Linked DNA regions of Mus musculus: regions 1 and 3 are each linked to region 2. A link is a contact called in ENCODE Hi-C or POLR2A ChIA-PET data. All regions are on one chromosome and are shown on one strand. The core of a region is the stretch at or near the end of the contact, and the rest is flanking DNA. Distances in the headings are between cores, read along the strand shown.

Evidence for each region. Hi-C counts contacts between places; a loop is a spot of excess contacts on that map. ChIA-PET counts read pairs that join two places held with the same protein, here RNA polymerase II (POLR2A).
Region 1: a loop to region 2 is called in a map of T-helper 2 cell, with 2.3 times the contacts of the local background. The contact joins the promoter of Nagk here to the promoter of Zfp638 in region 2. A Hi-C loop is called at or near these places in 1 of 37 maps with a recorded cell type or tissue (T-helper 2 cell). POLR2A ChIA-PET finds 5 or more read pairs at or near these places in 3 of 5 experiments (Patski and embryonic stem cell).
Region 3: POLR2A ChIA-PET joins it to region 2 with 18 read pairs in Patski. The contact joins the promoter of Dysf here to the promoter of Zfp638 in region 2. POLR2A ChIA-PET finds 5 or more read pairs at or near these places in 3 of 5 experiments (Patski and embryonic stem cell).

What each region holds. Positions count from the first base shown.
Region 1 is chr6:83,792,884-83,797,027 of GRCm38, forward strand. It overlaps Nagk (N-acetylglucosamine kinase), which reads left to right and starts at 2,174. Exons shown (of 10, transcript NM_019542.2): 1 at 2,174-2,399; 2 at 4,024-4,108. The coding sequence starts at 2,371. It also overlaps the pseudogene Gm7443 and the pseudogene LOC665004.
Region 2 is chr6:83,913,022-83,917,391 of GRCm38, forward strand. It overlaps Zfp638 (zinc finger protein 638), which reads left to right and starts at 1,332. Exons shown (of 27, transcript NM_001355286.1): 1 at 1,332-1,458.
Region 3 is chr6:84,016,990-84,021,020 of GRCm38, forward strand. It overlaps Dysf (dysferlin), which reads left to right and starts at 2,397. Exons shown (of 55, transcript NM_021469.3): 1 at 2,397-2,619. The coding sequence starts at 2,529.

The DNA of each region.
Region 1 (4,144 bases), core at 924-3,423, 120 kb before region 2:
CCACCAGGGCGTGGCTGTAAGGGTGGTCTGAGGTGCCATCATCAATGTTGATGACAGCTTTGTGTCCAGAGTAGCATCTAGCCAGGACCAGCACACTTTCCTGGGTTTCATGAACTTGCTCATTTCGACATTGAGTACCCAGCAGAAAGGAAAAAGGGACACTAGCCTGTGCATTTTTAAAGTGCATAAGAGTACATGTGGATATAAATACAATTAGCTACTGGGTTGGGGATGTAGTTCAGTTGGTAGATAGGTTGTCTACAGTATACAAAACCCTGGGATCAGTTACCAGTATTACATAAGTCAGGCATGGTGGTGATTACCTGTAATTCTAGCACTTGGGAAGTTGAGGCAGAAGGATATGAAGTTCAAAATTCTTCTTGTCTACATAGGGAGGTTGAGATGAGCCTGGGCCACATGACCTCTATCTGATCGGATCTTTAGGAGTTCGAAATCTTTTTTATGTTTAATTTTAAATGATATGTGCACGTATTAGTGGAGAGTGCCCAAGGAGGCCAGAAAACAGAGTTGAATCCCCTGGGGCTGCAGTGACAGGGTTTGTGAGCCCTGATGTAGGTCCTGGGAACACACCTCCAGTCCTTTGCAAGAGCAGCAGGTGCTATTACCCTCTGAGCCATGTCTTGGCCCTGAGGTTTCTCATCTTCATTGTGAAGGGGAGAACTGGCAGCGATTACAGTAATTCTCACCCAAATTCAGAAGTCAATCTTGTCTTTAAACCAAACTTTCTCTCTGTATTCCTTTCTAAACAAGTAATGCAAAGCCAGGAGGGCAGTGTGGTCCTTTCATCCGAGCATTTAGGGGGTGGAGACAGAAAGACTGGGATTCAAGGACAGCCTCAGACACCTCAGGAGTGTAGGGCCAGTCCTGGTGACTTGCAATCTCATTACAAAAAGATTCAAACAACAGAACAAAAGCACATCAGCGCTGTCACAAATGGATCCCAAGACTCATTACACCAGTGCTAAAGGGAACTTTTCCATCAGAATTCACCCACAACATCACACTCTTGCCAAAACTTCCATTCAATCAGAATCCTATGGAATTATCTTTGATTCTAAAGATGTTGTTGGAGGAAGCATTTTCCAGCTCTGAAGTACTGTGAATGGTAATGTCTCACTTCCCTCTAGTTTCTCTATCAGGCAATAATGTTATTTCTATTCTTGAATTATTTGGTGCTTTACTGAGTCACATAGGTAAGAAAGGAGGTAAAGAATTCATTCACTCTGGAACCTTAGAAAGCAAGCCTACACCAAAACATCCTAGCACTTGGGAGGTGGGGCAGGAGAATCAGGAGTTTAAGGTCATCCTCAGCCAGAGTCTGAGGTGAGTTTGGGATATATGAGGCTCTGTGTGCCCACCTTCCCAACTGTTTACATCAAAACACAACCGGACCCAATTATCTGACAGGGAAAGAGGATCCCAGTTCAAGATTTCTCCACAGGAGGCAGGCTCAGAGGTCCGAGGTTGGACAGAGACATGCTAGCCCCAAGGAGACTCCATCTGAAGTCTCAAAGAAATGTCAAGAGCAGCAGACAGTCCTCCTGGCTATTGAAGCTGCCTCTTAAGTAGGGCTGGAACAACCTGGAGCCTGAGGAAACACGCAGGAGTCACTCTTCTACAGGACCTAACGGTATCTTCCTCTCTTCCTCCAGTTCCACTGCACAGTTTAGAGTTGAGCAGGTGGTGGCCAGAAGGTGAAATATGGTCTGTGAGTGCCAGTTTTTAGCATGCTGAGCCAGCATTGCATTCCATGCCAGTCTGGGTTATACAGACGAGATACAGTCCAGAAAGAACAGAGTTGGACTCAGATCACTTGTAGAGCGCTAGCCTGACACACATGAAACCCTGGGCTCTATCCTCACCGCCGCACAAACCTCAGCTGACAGCAGCCTGGGGCCTCACTGAGACCTGCTCAGCGTACTCAGCACAAGGTAGAGTGTGCGCTCATGAGCCAGGGTGGGGTGGTCTGGACGTTGGCTCCCGCCCTGGTCCTCAGACACATCCGCCAGACTCTGAGCTTGCCTCCAAAAGCGTCTGCGCGTGCGCACCCCACAGTTAGCGCGCGTCTGCCAGCTACTTCCGGCTGGCCCTTGGCAGCCCTCACACACCCTCCCAGGAGCCTCAGCTGGGGTGCCGCCTCCTCGCGAAGCAGTCACTTGAACGGCGGGCTAGAAAAAACCGGAGGGGAAAGCTGCGGGAGGCGACAGCAGGGGCGAGAGAGGACGTAGCATCCACACCCTACGCAAGCGCGTCGTAGTCACATGACAAGGGGCGGTGCCCGTGTGGGCGGGAGCGAAGTCACGGCTAGGGTCGAGGTTGCTACGGCGGACCAGCGGTGGCAACGGTAGTATGGCCGCGCTTTATGGTGGCGTGGAAGGGTGAGCGCTGGATCGGCCGAAGGCTGTCCGTCCGGGAGCGGCGGGTCAGGGGGCGGCGGCCCACACCATGCCCGGTGCCTTTGTGCTCCACGGTGCGACCACGCCCCTCCCGGCCATCACCTTTCTGCCACAGGGCTCTTGTGTCAACCTGGAGAGTTGTGCAGAGCTGGGGGGTCAGGTGGGAAGTTGCCGGTCGCGGGTGGACGTGGGAAAGAGGCAGAAGCTGAGACTGAGATTCATGCACAAGGGAACCCGGGAGTTAAGCAGCTGTCACCAGAGCACTGTCTTATCTTGGTGCTCCGGACCCTCCACTGCTGTCGGCCCCGAACGCCCTTGGTTCCTATATTCTCCTGCTTAGAAGCTGGTCTGCTTGACTTTGGGAAGTAGCTCTACTAAGCATGGCTTTGGGTGAGACGTAAGGCAAGGACAAGAGTGAGCAAGATGGTGGTTTATCCGGTCCCCTGCGCGTGACAAGCATTTTGTGGAACTGGGTGTGTCAAATCAGGACCTGATAGGAAGATTTGGTATCCTAGCTGCTTGCTGCTGATTTACCCGGAAGTCTCTTCCCGTGAATTGCGAAAGCGGATGACCCCTGGCTTTATTTATGATACCTTACAAGGAAAAACCCTCAGCACAGCGTAGGAGTTTGCACTTAGCCTTGTTATATTCATATGGAAGGTAGAACTTATTTTTCCCAGTTTGTCAAGAAATTAATTTGGATTTTTAATCTACTGTCTCATGCATTAATATCCCTTCGGATGTACTCTTGATGTACTACTCTTTGAGTTGGATCGAGTCTTTATTGTCTATTACAAGAAGTATTGGTCAGAGCCGGGCGGTGGTGGCGCACGCCTTTAATCCCAGCACTTGGGAGGCAGAGGCAGGCAGATTTCTGAGTTCGAGGACAGCCTGGTCTACACAGTGAGTTCCAGGACAGCCAGGGCTACACAGAAAAACCCTGTCTTGAAAAACAAAAAAACAAAACAAAACAAAACAACAACAACAAAAAGTATTGGTCAGTAGGACATCCTCCTACACGTATCACCCTTCTTCTAAAGTACCACTTACCCCAGGGATTTAACTCAGGAGGGCTTAGTTGCTGAAGGCAGTATGAGTTTCTCCCTGACTGGTGATAGTTTCTCACAGGTGTCTTGAAGACCCTGGTGTCAGAAGATAGGTCCTCAAAGTAACCCTTAGCTGTTGTGAGAGGTCTGCTTATTCCGTCCGACGTATTTACCATAAGTCGTTTGGGCCATGCTCACGATAGGTTAGGAGGATAGGTCATCACTCTGGAGCCAGTGGAGCTCATGAGAAGCTAAACAATGGAATACACTCTTGATTCAGAGCGGTCTTTGCTAGCTAGAGCTTATTAATGTAAGGAGAAGCCCTGCATGAGACAGACTGTGAGTGGGACCTTGCAGAGGAAGTAGGACCTACCAGGCAAAAGGAGCAAAGCCTCCTTTTTCTTTCCAGAGTGTAGCAGGCACTAAACAGGTAGCTTTTGGAGTAGAGGTTGGGTTTGCTGAAGCTGTCTTTGCCCTAGACTTTTGTAAGAGACTACTATGCAAGCATGGCTCTCCGCGTGGAATTCAATCAGGACTGAGTGCCCTCTTGTGTTTTGTAGGGGAGGCACACGGTCCAAAGTCCTTTTACTTTCTGAGGATGGGCAGATCCTGGCAGAAGCAGATGGACTGAGCACAAACCACTGGGTAAAAAAAAAAAAAAAAAAAAAAAAAAAAGAAGAA
Region 2 (4,370 bases), core at 82-2,581:
TTAATTTGTAATTTCTTGTTTTTTTGTTTGTTTGTTTGTTTTTTTTGTTTTGTTTTTTTTTGTTTTTTGTTTTTTTTTTCAAGACAGGGTTTCTCTGTGTAGCCCTGGCTGTCCTGGAACTCACTCTAGACCAGGCTGGCCTCGAACTCAGAAATCCACCTGCCTCTGCCTCCCAGGTGCTGGGATTAAAGGCAGTTCACCACTGTCCTGCAGTCCTTTAATTTTTTTGAACTAGCTTATATTGGCATAACTGAGTCAATTTAAAAAGATAGAACATTGAAGAAAACAGTTAAAAAAATTTTAGCCCAATCTTTTTCATGGGTAAAATCAATCAGGATTATAGATGTTCACCACTCAGGTAGTTTATTTTTTGAATTCTGAAATGATATAAAAATTTTTCAATATTAGTCTTTTGACTTAAACTTTTTTTTTAGAATTATTTATTTATTTTATGTATATGAGTACACTGTAGCTGTCTTCAGACACACCAGAAGCAGTCATCAGATCCCATTACAGATGGTTGTGAGCCACCATGTGGTTGCTGGAAATTGAACTCAGGACCTCTGGAAGAGCAGCTAGTGCTCTTAACAGCTGAGCCATCAATCAGTTCAGCCCTTAACTTTTATTCCTTTCTAATTTCCCATTTTATTATTCTATCTATTTTGTGTTGTTTGAGACAGGGATGTGTAGCTTTGGTTGTCCTGGAACATCTTCTGTAGACCAGGCTGGCTTCTTTCCCAGATTTCTGCCTGCATCTTGCCTGTCAAGTGCTGAGATTAAAGGCCTGTACCAACACTGCACGGTGTAATTTCCCATTTAAGAGGTGGGAGATAAGGGCTGGAGAGATGGCTCAGTGGTTAGGAGCACTGACTGCTATTCTGAAGCTCACGAGTTCAAATCCCAGCAACTACATGGTGACTCACAACCATTCCTAATCTGGGGTGCCTGAAGACAGCTACAACGTACTTGGGTGTGGAGGCACACACTTATAATTCCAACAGTTGGAAGGCAGAAGCAGGTGGGATCTATGTGAGTTCAAAGTTCCAGACCTTTTCTTTAAAAAGGGGGCGATGGGAGTGAGCAGTAAAAGCGAGAATATGTTAATAAGTGAATGTTACGTTGTGATACTGAGGGAATAGTAATCAGAGAAGGCTTCATGGAAGAGAAGAGGGATGGTTTGCAGGTTCTAAAATCTTGAGTGATGTTACCCAGACCGCTGCAGGTGTAGGACCAGCCATAGCTGGCGATCGCCCCCTTCTGGCAGAGGGCGGCCTTGTCCCCCGACAGCGTCTCTGGAGAACGCGGAGCCTGAGGCACGCAGGCGCAGTGAGCGGACGAGGGCTTTAGGCGAAGATGCGCATGCGTGTAGTCCCATGGAGGCGGTAGCTGCTTCATCGCGGTGACTGGAGGCCGAGTGCTAAACTGTGTGGGGCACGGATGGGATCCAGCTGTTAGTCGGTAGGCATAGGTAGGGCCGCTGCCTTGCGGGGAGCCGGGGACTGGAAGGCAGAGGTCCTTAGCGCAGGCCCCGAGCGGTCCCTGCCAGGTCGCGGTCGACTATTGTATGTGTCGCAGCCGCTGCGTACAAGATGGCGGCGGCGGGGCGGGTGGAGCTGAGGGACCCCGGGTGGGCCTCGGCCGTGGCCTGTTTCCCCTCGCCACTCGCCGACCGCGCCGTCGCGCCGCAGTGCCCGTGGGCGCAGCCGCCGGATGCTGCTGCTCTGAGGAGGAGCGGGCGGCGCCCTCGGGGAGTCCGGCTGCCCCTTCCCCAGCGCCGCGGGTCTGCCGCTCCCCAGGCCTGACAGCTAGCGGGAAGACCGCCGCGTGCCCGAGCGCCTTTCGGAGCCCCGCGGGCCGCGTGCGCCCTTAGTCGGGCTGGAAGAGCTTCCTTGCAGGGGGCTGGGAGCGGGGTGTGCGGGCTGTTGTGGGCCAAGCGCCCCAGTGAGCACCGAAGCCGAGATTGTCGGCCCTGGGATGTCGTCGAAAATGGCGGTGACACTTCCACATTCTTAGAGGAGTCGTGAACACTGATGTGGGGATACATGCTTGTGTTGGTGTGGTTCCTAGCTTGGGGAAGAGCGGAGAGGTCTGTACACCGACTCTCATCCCCGAGGATGTGCCAGACGTCCTTTGTTGTTTGAAGTAATTGCCTATGAGGGAGTCTCAGTATTACAAAATCTTTGAGCTTGACAGTGATTGTAGCCTCGAGCTATTTAATATTAAAATTACCCTTTGGCAGTTTGGGAATTCTGGAAGGCGCACTCAATGTGAAAAGTTCTGAAGAAAAGCTTCTTACCAGGATCCACCCGACCATGTGGAGTCAATCTTTCCTAACCAGTTTGGAAATTGTTCACTCTCACATAAAATTCTCCCTCTCTTCATTTTGTGTATGATGGGTTAACTTGTTTTTCAGGGGAGTTGTGTTTACTGCTTAATTTTAGAAATTTAAAATGACAGACTGGAAAAAGATTACAAGAAAAATTAATGTAAAGCTGTTAACACAGAAAAATAAAGTTGTTTATTACATTTTTTCAAAATGTTATTAATGATTATACACTTAAGATTTAGTGGGCTCAAGCTGCTTTACAAATTTTGACTTTTATATTTCCATATTCTGTAATGTGTACTTTCATATTTGTAGAATCCAAAATGTAATATACTAAAATATGCTAGACCATTCCCCGCCTTATCATTTGTGTAGGAACCAATGGGTAAAGATAAAACAGTTGAAAGAAATTACAAAAATCTCCTTCATTTGTTTTGATTAGCTGGTTTTCAAATGTGTTCATGACACATACATAACCTTGTACATTGAATACGTTGTAGTTTTCTGCATTTGTTATGGAATGTGCTTTTTACCATAAATTCTAGTTCTAAAAAAGGTTGTCTCAGTCATCATTTTCTGGGTGTTGTAAGAGTGTTTTAAGATCTCTGAGACTTTGGTTTTTATGTAATAAATAAAAATGAGGAGTCTAATGGGCAGAGAATAGGTTTTGGAACCAAAAGTTATGGATTCAAATCCTTTTTGCTCTTATTATGTGTGAGACTTTAGTTGTTTTAGTCTTTCTGAACTTTTGTTTTCTTTTTTTTTTTTTTTTTTTTTTTAAAGATTTTTTATTTATTATTATAGTAAGTACACTGTAGCTATCTTCAGACACACCAGAAGAGGGAGTCAGATCTTGTTACAGATGGTTGTGAGCCACCATGTGGTTGCTGGGATTTGAACTCTGGACCTTCGGAAGAGCAGTCGGGTGCTCTTACCCACTGAGCCATCTCACCAGCCTCCGAACTTTTGTTTTCTTATTTGTAAACTTGCACTACTTGTTTGCCCTTTCTTTTAGTACACTGAGATCCAGTATGGAATGCTCCTATCCCTCATCATATAGATGTTTCTTTTTCTTTTTTCTTTTCTTTTTTTTTTTTTGAGACAGGGTTTCTCTGTATATCCCTGGCTGTCCTGGAACTCACTTTTTAGACCAGGTTGGCCTTGAACTCAGAAATCCGCCTGCCTTTGCCTCCCAAGTGCTGGGATTAAAGGCGTGCGCCACCTTGCCCGACTCATAGAGATGTTTCTTAATTATTTATATCAGATTTTATTTGTTTCAAAATTAACGTGACTAGGTACCATCTTCTGATAGAAAATTGTAGCCTATGGATACTTCCTCTTAACTAAAAACTGGAATCTAGATTAATAGAATTGAAAACTATCAAACTTGAAAATATTTTGCATCTATAAATTTCATATATGACTTTTATTGCACTTACCAGAATTTAGTGTAATAGTTTGTTGACTATTTATACAATATTGCTAGGTAGCACAGACTAGCCTAGAACTCATTGTGTTAGTTCAGGGTGACCTTGGAATTTGGAGGTAGAGGTAGTATACAATAACTCCCAAGTGTTAGGATTTCAGGCATGACCCCTTTTTTGTGGCAATTAAATAATTGTTAGTTTTTGTGTCTGAGTAACTGGTATGTATTGGATGCCCCAATTGAATATATGAACACAATCAATAGATGCAAGAGCCTACGTGGAATTTCATGCTTAATTCACTGTCCCTTGCCATTGATGTTTCGAATAAGTCTGTTCAGTTTCTTAATGAAATGCTATAATGTACTAAGAAACAGTGCTGTTTGACAGTCTGAGCTGTTTTTTCAAGGAACTAATGACTATTGAAATGTGATAGTTAATAGATTAGCAAATAAAATATTTGCTGTGACTAAAGTTAATAAGCTCTCATATCTAACCTTTTATTGTTCTAACTTTGTTCCATTATTTGTGGTTGAAAATAAAAATGGGAGGAAAATATATAGGAAGTCAGAAGAGAATAGTGGAAATAATCATGAGAGAAGGTAAAGTATAGAATTATA
Region 3 (4,031 bases), core at 1,147-3,646, 110 kb after region 2:
GGTATCGCTCCTATCCTGACTCCTCCCCCTCCATGGTATCTCTCCTATCCTGACTCCTCCCCCTCCCCTTTCTAAAACTTTCAGCTCCACCTTCTTCTTCCACTGCCCAATCACAGGCCCTAGTCTTATCTGATTAATTAAGATTTCACCTGACCTCACATCCCTTTTGAGGGGGCAGAAAAAACAGCAATCCAAGCCTGGCATGGTGGAGCACGCCTTTAATCCCAGCACTCGGGAGGCAGAGGCAGGCGGATTTCTGAGTTCGAGGCCAGCTTGGTCTACAAAGTGAGTGCCAGGACAGCCAGGGCTACACACAGAGAAACCCTGTCTCGAAAAACCAAAAAAAAAAAAAAAAAAAAAAAAACAAAAAACAAACAAAAAAAAACAGCAATCCACAGCAATTCTGCTATGAGAAAACTGGCTGCCAAGGGAGAGGAGCATAGTCAGAGAGAGTAAGAGAAGGTCCTAGCAGCCAAAGAAGGTTCTGGATTCTCCTTCCTACTTGTCTTTCACCATGCCCCACTCCAGTGAGGATTGCTGGCCCTCGCAGGGGCCTTCCTCTTCTTGAGAGCATGTCCCACCGTGCCTAGAGTTGCAGCTGCTGCCATCTGCTGTCTGTGTTGTCTGATGTGGCATCACCAGCTAGAGCTGACCAATGAGGAGTGTGGAGTTCAATGACCTCTTAGTGAACTGTTTAGAAGACATTTATAGACAGCCCCATGCCATGTGCAGAACCCTGTTTCAGGTACTACGAAGGTTACAGTAGCTAAGCAAAGCTCCCCTAGTTTCTTAGAGACTGCCCAATATTCTAATGGAAATGTGGGAAAGAGATACGGTGTAGACATTACCTAGCTATTGCTGCTGAAAAGCAACATGCAAGGGAGTCTTGGGGTCCGGGAAGGTGCCATGTGGCTCAATTGATAGAACACTTTCCTAGTTTGAGCTCCAGATTGCATAAAGTGGGCACTTTGGTGTATGCCTATAATCCCAGCACTGAGGAAGGGGTGGTAAGAAGATCCAAAGTCCAAGGTCCAGTGCTCAAGGCCACCCTGATCCTAGAGTGGATCTGCAAAGGAAGAGCAAGAGACAGCACTCCAGTCAGAGTGAACAGCGCATCAGAACCCAAAGGGTGCTGGCCTGGCGCTTTTTTTTTTTCCCCAAGATAGGATTTCTCTGTAGTTTTGGCTGTTCTGGAACTTACTCTGTAGAGCAGGCTGGCCTTGAAGTCACAGAGATCTGCCTGCCTCTGCCTCCTAAGTGCTGGGATTAAAGGTGTGTGCCACCAAATGGTTTACATTTCTTTTAAAAATAATTATTTATGGAGAACCTGCTCCATCAGGATCTTTTTGTTTCCTCCTCCTCCTCCTCCCCTTCCTCCTCCCCCCGCCTCTTCTTTTTCTTCTTTGGCCATATTTTCAAGCAGAGCCCATAGGCTCTTTTTGGTGGTGTGTTAAGATTTGAAAGCATGACTGAATAGTTCAGGAGAGTAGAGGAGGAAATGGAAATAGAGTTTGGAGGCTCTTTCAAAAGGTAATGCAAAAAGAGCGTGTGGTTGGCGTTTAGGCTGAGTGGTGTGGTTCCCACATGTGTGTGCTGTCAAGAGAGAGGGAGACTGGGCAACTTGAGAATCGCTGTCTGACCGCTAAGCATCCACATAAGCAGAGTTGGTTGTCTGCCCTGCCAAGTCATACAGGGAGCAGGTGTGGAGGGCACGAGCAGGATATCCCCTCTGAAAGTGTTGTGTCCCTCAAAATGAAAAGGGCCGGGACCATGCCCCCGCCCCACCCCCATTTACCTGCTGGAGTGTGTGGGGGTGGAGGTGGGGAAGAGAAGCTTGGGTGCTGTTGGGAAGGATCTTCCTAAGCTGTTACAGGATCAGACAACACACAGATGCGTGCTCAGGACTGGAATGACTTAAGGGTCGTGACTTTAGCAACTTTCTCAACCTTGGAGGGTGAAGAGTGCAAAGATTGTTGCAGTGGAGAACTGCAGGAAATCGAATGGGCAGCGACTGGGAACGTAGTGTGATTTGAGTTAGACCTCAACAACTCTAGGTGTCGCCAGGAGATTTCCGTGGCAGCTCACTAGCAGTTGTGCCTGGGTCACTGGGCACACAGTGCGCACTTATTCGGCGTTTACTGCGAGACTCTTTGGACCCGCGCTACCCCAGGCAACAACCCTGCCCTGTTCTTGCCAGCCACTCATCCAGTACCTCGCAGCAGCGTTTCCTTCTCTGGAGACCCTCAGAACAAGGCACCAGTGCCTGGTCCAGAGTAATTCCTTGCTCCTCCTTGGCCACCGCCCTGAGGGCGGACCCAGGCCGGGATGGAAGGAAGGATCCGCCCCCTGGGTGTACCTTATCCCACGCGCAGCCTCGCATTCTAAGCTGACCAAGTCTCCGCGGAGGCGCAGCAGAATCAACTGCTCTCTTGGCATAGCCATCCTGGATCTGAACTCTGGCAGGGCAGTAGTGACTGAGTCCTAAGCTCCTACTCCCTCTCCGTCCCACGCGCCTGGGCTGCGGAGCCATGCTCTGTTGCTTGCTGGCAAGGGCCAGCAACCTCCCCAATGTGAAGAAGGACCGGCGCAGCGATCCAGTTGCCAGCCTGATTTTTCGAGGTGAGAGTCCTGAAGCCACTTCATTCAGGCTTGGGTACCATCCGTTTGTTTCTCTGCATCTAGCTTTGGGGTCTGTGGGCCCAGATCAGACCAGGAATCCCGCCCCAGGACTGACAGCAAGGAAACAGCAAATGTTACAGAGTTTAGGAAAACTGGAAGTACTGTTCTAGGCCAGGAGTTATTACTTTCCCAAGACAGTACTCAGAAGGAAGAAAGGCTGGATAGTGGGCACAGGGTGGGTTGGAAGACGCAGAGGGTAGCGGTGTAATCAGGGCCACCACATAACTGAACTGGTTTGTGAGCGTTTTAATAGTGCTCTTTGAAAGTTACCGTCCCATCCATCTATCCATGAATCTGACTGAACACTGTCCGTTTGAATGGCCAAATCTCAACCAGAAGGAAGAGGAACTGAATACTATGGATGTGGCTTTGTCGCAGGAAGTCTGAGGAGTGTCTGGGATGTGGGATGCTTTCCAAATTCAAGTTGCTAAGTCTTGTGCTGCTTAGACCAGAAAGGGTTTCTCTGCTGAGACTACTTCTTCCTCCACATATCTGGCCCTTTCACTATGGCTTCAGGCAGATTCCCAAGGGAGGGGTGTCTCAGGAGGGGAAAGGGAAGAGGAAGGACCTGTCAAAATGAGAGAAGGGACAATAGTGGTGAGTCAGGACCCCAGTTCTGCAGAGAGAGATAAATAAGGAGAGGAGAGAGGGCTTCCTCTCACCAGGAGCTGTACCCCGGGGCTCTGCGGAAAATATATTTAAAAAGGAGAGCAGCGTGTAGAGAAACTGAGGCACGGCTTGTCACAAAAGTGTTAACCTTTGTGACAACAGTGGGGACATCAGGATTCCAAGGGTTTGTCCACTTTACATGCAGCCCCACCCCCAAATAATATGAGAGACAGGGACTGAGCTGAGCTCCAGATCACGTGTTTGTTCTTGGTCTCGGGTGGTCGCGGGTGACTATCCGGCTGATTCTTTTGCAAAGTGTGATTTGAAACATCCTAGGCCTCCCTGGTGTTTCACTGGTCAGGCTTGCCAGGGTGTTCCTGATGTCAGGAAACTTTCAGCAGGGTTCTTCCTTCTTTCTCCCCTGACCGTCTCTCAGCTGTCGCCCAGACTTTCACTATACGGAAATTGTTAGGGAAGTTGGGTATACCTCAGTGGTAGAGCACTTTTTTTGTGTGTGGTGTGTGTATATATGCATGTAGGAGAGGCTGGAGGACCTCTGGTCGAAGGCGCTGCTTAGGTTTGGTTTTGTTTTTTCTTCCTTTCTTTCTTTCTTTCTTTCTTTCTTTCTTTCTTTCTTTCTTTCTTTCTTTCTTTCTTCCTTCCTTCCTTCCTTCCTTCCTTCCTTCCTTCCTTCCTTCCTTTCTTTCTTTCTTGAGACATTTTGAGACATCTCATTGGCTTAC